Linked DNA regions of Homo sapiens: region 1 is linked to region 2. Evidence: read pairs that join two places in POLR2A ChIA-PET (ENCODE). Cell type or tissue: endothelial cell of umbilical vein. All regions are shown on one strand. Each heading gives the region's core, and the rest is flanking DNA. Links, peaks and the distances in the headings are about the cores only. Region 1 overlaps FAM171A1 (family with sequence similarity 171 member A1). Region 2 overlaps RPP38-DT (RPP38 divergent transcript).

The links. Peaks named below come from ENCODE experiments on the same cell type or tissue, not always from the same donor. Only the 100,000 strongest peaks of a DNase experiment are listed, where the experiment ranks them.
Region 1: POLR2A ChIA-PET joins it to region 2 with 5 read pairs; 4 of 35 experiments call an interaction of 5 or more read pairs at or near these places.

Annotation. Positions count from the first base shown.
Region 1 is chr10:15,361,262-15,364,177 of GRCh38, reverse strand. The region is part of intron 1 of FAM171A1 (family with sequence similarity 171 member A1); the gene reads left to right. Among named protein-coding and RNA genes, the nearest start is that of FAM171A1, 8.6 kb to the left of the region's middle. In endothelial cell of umbilical vein, for the core only: no CTCF peak of the experiment used is centred there; no DNase peak of the experiment used is centred there.
Region 2 is chr10:15,093,364-15,096,279 of GRCh38, reverse strand. It overlaps RPP38-DT (RPP38 divergent transcript), which reads left to right. Exons shown (of 2, transcript NR_160789.1): 2 at 1-895. It also overlaps the pseudogene GAPDHP45. Among named protein-coding and RNA genes, the nearest start is that of RPP38-DT, 2.5 kb to the left of the region's middle. In endothelial cell of umbilical vein, for the core only: no CTCF peak of the experiment used is centred there; no DNase peak of the experiment used is centred there.

The DNA.
Region 1 (2,916 bases), core at 136-2,635, 270 kb before region 2:
TGTGCTCTAATTTTTGTTGAAACATATCTGTTAGTAACCAAATGAAGTAAAAGAAAGCTGGGATGGGATGTCGCCATAGTCCCTTCTGCCTTTATGTAATGAAATGTTAGGGACCGCCCCCCCACCCTCCACCCACCCGACTTGAATGGCCTCCCAGTTGTCCTCCCCAGGGCTCAGCATGGCCCCTCTGAGATTTCTCTGCCTCTCTCAGGCAAATGCACCCCACCAGCTCCAGGGCCCAGGGCCATTTGAACAATCCAAGAAGCCCCCATGCTGATGAGGGAGGAGCGCTGTGGAAACACCTCGACAAGCCTTGCCACTGCATCTGTTGGGGAATAGAGGGAGGGAGGAGTTGCTTGCTTTCCTGCAATTTCCATCTCATTTGGGAGCAAAAGAATCCAGTTCAGTGGGCCCCAAAGAGGGGAGACAGGTGACATTTGGGCAGGGTCTCAAACAGAAGCTGAAGGGGTCACTGATGGCTTGGTGGAGTCATATGGGACTCCATCCAACCTCATGTCTAGGGGAAGGAGAAGGGTGATGAAGTGTCCTGCCATCAGTCTCCTGCCAAGGAACTGAACTTAAAGCTGCAGAGAAGCTTGAACCTTCTCGATTTCTGGGCTTTGGCCAAAAGGTAGATAAATAATGGAGGAAGGGAGTGAATCATTCAGTTATTTTAAGGCCGATGACCTTGCCACAGGTTAAGGTAGCATCTTTGTCTCTCTCTCATAGCTTAGACATAGTATTCATTCATTTCTGCTGATTTCCACTCCATGTCTACCTTAGCCCTCTTGGGTCCTTGCTAAAGACAGCATCGTCTTCATCTCAGTTTTAATTTGTCCTTTCAACTCAAAACCCTCTTCCATGTTGTCTGTCTTCAAGCACCATTTAATTCACATTCCTGTCCTGCAGAATAATGCGAAGTATGTCCCTTTTGCCCGAAGTGTGAAGCCTGGATGACTAAGCCCGGCCTTTACGACCTCCATGCCTGTCTTTGAATGCCTTTCCCACTGTCTCCTGCTCTTCCCAGTTCAAATCGTCTCCTCTAAAGCGTTTCCTTTATCCTCCTTTCCATAGTTGCTCTACACCCTCACTTCCTTCATCTGTAGCTGACCTGTTTTCTGCTCTTGAAATCAAGTTCCTAAATCTTAGCATCTGCTGTATGAAGACAGTGTGCTAAATACTTATTGGACAAAAAGAGGTGGTCTGTCGGGGAGGGGCATTATATTTTTTGCATAAGCTTGATTATTTTGCAATTCTCACCTCGGAAAGTTTACAATCCTATTGGAAAATAAGTGGAAAAATAAATGCCTAAAGTGAGAAGGACATCTAGATGGTAGTTTTTATGTAATTAGGCATGAGTCTCTTGATTCAGATGAAACCCACTAACTCTCGTATGACTAAAAACAAGTTCAGCTACTGGTTGTTGGTAATGTTTTGTTTTTGTTTTTGTTTTTGAGACAGAGTCTCGCTCTGTCGCCTAGGCTGGAGTGCAGTGGCACCCTCTCAGCTCACTGCAACCTCTGCCTCCTGGGTTCAAGAGATTCCCCTGCCTCAGCCTCCCCAGTAGCTGGGATTATAGGCACATGCCACCACTCCTGGCTAATTTTTGTATTTTTAGTAGAGATGGGGTTTCACCCCATCTCAGATTTAGTAGAGACGGGCCAGCCTGGTCTCAAACTCCTGACCTCAGGTGACCCACCCACCTCAGCCTCCCAAAGTGCTGGGATTATAGGTGTGAGCCACCATGGCGGCCAGTAATGTTGATTTCTAGATATTTCAAGGAGTTATGCACGGTGGGACACAGAAGTCTTATTTCAAGGAGCATAAGTGTGTATTCCATCACTCAGGATTCCTAAAAGTTGCAAATTAAGTAGAAGAGGCCCTAGTTGATCAAATATTTAAAGTAGCTACAGCACAGCCTGGACAATACTGGTGCTTTAGTGATTTTCATCGTCACTGGGAATCTCTGAATAATAACGATGGAAGAATTAGGTCAAGCTGTCTTATATTCCTTAAACTGGATGGGTAGATAAGATGATCAAATGTGGATTTCATCTGTTCATCCATATTTTGAACTCCTACTTTTATATGAAATATATAAGGACACTCAAATGTGAGAACTAGCAAGATCTTTTGGAATTTTGGGAAGTAGCAGTTAGCTTAGGAAAAGATACCTTGGAAGTGAAAATTGAGTTTACCAGAGATTGTTTTATAATTTTGTTTGCCTTGTTTTAATCTGTACTCCCACAAGGATAGAGAGGCATACACTTAATGAGAAAAGGCCCAGGTAGTTCCAAGTCAGATGAACATTTTTATTTTCTTAGATGTACTATCTTGAGCTCAGAATTTGAATAGGAAAATGATTGAATTTGTATTGGGAGAAAGAGTTTTAATGTCATTTTGGCAGAGCTGAATGAAGAGCACTGAACACTTTTATTAAAGTTGTCCCCAATCCATAAAGTGAGTCCTATCAGTAAGATTTATGATTTTTTTTTGAGACAGAGTCTTGCTCTGTCACCCAGGCTGGAGTGCCATGGCATAATCTCGGCTCACTGCAGCCTCTGCCTCCTGAGTTCAAGCGATTCTCTTGCCTCACCCTCCCGAGTAGCTGGGACTACAGGTGCACACCACCTCACCTGGCTAGTTTTTGTATTTTTTGTAGAGACAGGGTTTTACCATGTTGGCCAGGCTGGTCTCGAACTTCTGACCTCAGGTGATCCACCCACCTCAGCCTCCCAAAATGCTGGGATTACAGGCATGAGTTGCTACCCTTGGCAAGACTTCTGATTTCAAGAACAGCCATTAGTAGCCCAGTCTCAATGAATGACGTTCACTCTCTTCCTCTTTATTCTGACATTATTTGAGTGTGGTTGTGGTGTGGTTTCCTTGCACCACAATTATGGCTTAAATCTCTTC
Region 2 (2,916 bases), core at 300-2,799:
GTGCAATGGCGCGAACCTGGCTCACTCCAGCCAGCGCCTCACAGGTTCAGGTGATTCTCCTGCCTCAGCCTCCGGAGTAGCTGGGGTTACAGGCACGGGCCACCAGCCCAGCTAATTTTTGTATTTTTAGTACAGACGGTGTTTCACCATGTTAGTCAGGCTGGTCTCGAACTCCTGACCTCAGGTGATCCGCCCACCTCGGCCTTCCAAAGTGCTGGGATTACAGGCATGAGCTACTGTGCCCAGCCTCTATGATTTCAATTTTCATGTTTAAGTACCTATGTAGAACCTAACTGTCCATAAGTAAACACAACAAAAAAAAGATTTGGCTTTTGGTCAAAGATCATTGGAGGTTACACAGGGTAAAGTGCAGTATGATTTTTATCACAATTAGAAAGATTAAAAAGAGATGACAGTGAGTTTGTGAGAACAGGTTTGTGTTTCATAAAATGAATTGTGTGAGTTAGCTATGATGAACTGCAAGCAGCTTGCATTTCCAAAGACAAATAGAGACACAGGAATCTAATTAAAATGCTAAAGTAATGGGAAGGAGACATCCATACGTTTTTGTCCCCCTAAGGTTCCAGATTTATAGTTTGAGCATCATCTCGGCTTACATTTTCTCTGTGGAAAACATCAGCCATTACATTACTTGGCTCTGGGTTGAAATCCTAACTTCATCAACTGAAGATCTTATGACCTAGGCAAGTTTATTAACCTCCTCTATGACGTGATAAAAATAGTATCTCTTGTGCGGATTAGAAGACATGTTCCTCTATGCTAAGATGATTATTATGTGCGGAACACATAGTTAAGTGCTTGATAAATTGAACTATGGCAAATCCAGTCTCAACCGTGGCAAAACTAAGTTAATAAAAATGAAACATAACCTTTATTATTTTAGTGCTTGTGTTTTATTTTAAAACTAGCAGTATAATTTCCACGAGGATTTTGCTAAAATTAACAAGTACATTTCGAAAGTAATTTCTGTCCCTCTTGTATCACACAAACATTACAACCAAAAAGTAAAAAACATTCTCCCATGACCCAATCACACCCATTTTTTTCTTTAGTGTTCCCTTCTACTTTGTTTCACATATGTGCATGCTTTTACATTAAACTAATACAGATTAAGTCTTCTGATTTTCTTTACACATAACGCTTTTTCATGTTTCTCAAATTATTACTTTACATATTTGATATCCTATTCTGAAGAAACGGTTTTTTTTTTTTGGAGACAGGGTCTTGCTCTGTTGCCCAGGCTAAAGTGCAGTGGCACCATCTCAGCTCACTGCAACCTCCTCCCAAGCTCAAGTGATCCTCCCACCTCAGCCTCCTGAGTAGCTGGGACTACAGGAGCATGCCACCATGCCTGGCTAATTTTTGTACTTTTTGTAGAGACGGGGTCTTGCCATGTTGCTCAGGCTGGTCTCAAACTCCTGGGCTCAAGTAATGCTCCTACCTTGGCCTCCCAGAGTGCTGGGATTACAGATGTGCACCACCACACCTGCCAGTTTTACTTTTTAATGACAGTTGTTTTATCCTGTAAAATCTGTTTGGTCTTTGTATATTAGAGCTTTCTTTTTATATTAATTCTAGAATTGGACTACTGTTTGATTTGTATGCTTTCCATTATTTGACAATGACTTAAGATTCTGAGTGATGGCCGGCTGTGGTGGCTCACACCTGTAATCCCAGCACTTTGGGAGGCTGAGGCAGGAGGATTGCTTGAGCCCGGGAGTTCAAGACCAGCCTAGGCAACATGACGAAACCCCGTCTCTACAGAAAAAAAAAAAAAAAAAATTAGCTGGGCATGGTGGTGTGTGCCTGTAGTCCCAGCCACTCCTGAGGCTGAGGCAGGAGGATTGCTTGAGCATAGAAGGTGGAGGCTACAGTGAGCTATGATCACACCACTGCACTCTAGCCTGGGCAACAGAGTGAGACCCTGTCTCCAAAACAAATAAATAAAAAGATTCTGAGTAATAAATTAGATCATTAGCCACAATCCTTTGATGAAATAAGTGAAGGTCCCAACAAGAAAATTTGTCAATAGAAGAATGTAAGGGAATTGACCACCAGATTCTTCTTTTCCTCCATGGTATTCTGACCTTAGCTGTGTGTGTGTGTTTGTGTGTGTGTGTGTGTGTGTGTGTGTGTGTGTGTTATGTAACAGTAGTTGTTATGTAAACAATTCATTATTTTAAATCAGTTACTAAGAATAAACTTTAATGATGAGATGCAAAATGAATACTGAAAGCTTTACTAATTGGAACGGTATAGTACTCCAAAGAATATCTGTGTCCATAGAGACAAGTGAAGGTGAGGAGTTTCAAGCAGTTGAGCAATTCGCAGGTCTCACAAAACAGCAAAATCAAGACCAACATGATGTCAGCTCCCTGCATCTCTAATCCCATGGGACAGCATTCCCAATCTCAGAGGTCAGATGACAGGTCTTATGAGTGGTGGGTCACTCTGTCGAGGAACAAACTAAACTTCAGCAAGCAGTTCTACAGATTTACACAGAAGCCTGCGGCTCCATCCTAAAGTGGAGCAGGTTGTAGGGGGTGCGGAGAAAGAAGGGGAAGATGGAAAGCCCTAGTCTCAACTAAACTAGGGACATGGATGAGAAACAGCCTTGTGAGACTCTCCCACAAGATAGGGAAGCCCTGTGGGCAAGGTCATCCCTGAGCTGAATGGGAACCTCCCTGGCATGGCCTTTTGTGTCCCCACTGCCAACGTGTCAGTTGTGGGCCTGAACTGCCATCTGGAAAAACCTGCCAAATAGGATGACATCAGGAAGGTGGTGAAGCAGGCTTCAGAGGGCTCTTCAAGGGCATCCCGGGCTACACCGAGCACCAGGTCATCTCCTCCAACTTCAACAGTGACACCCACTCTTTCACCTTCGATGCTGGAGCT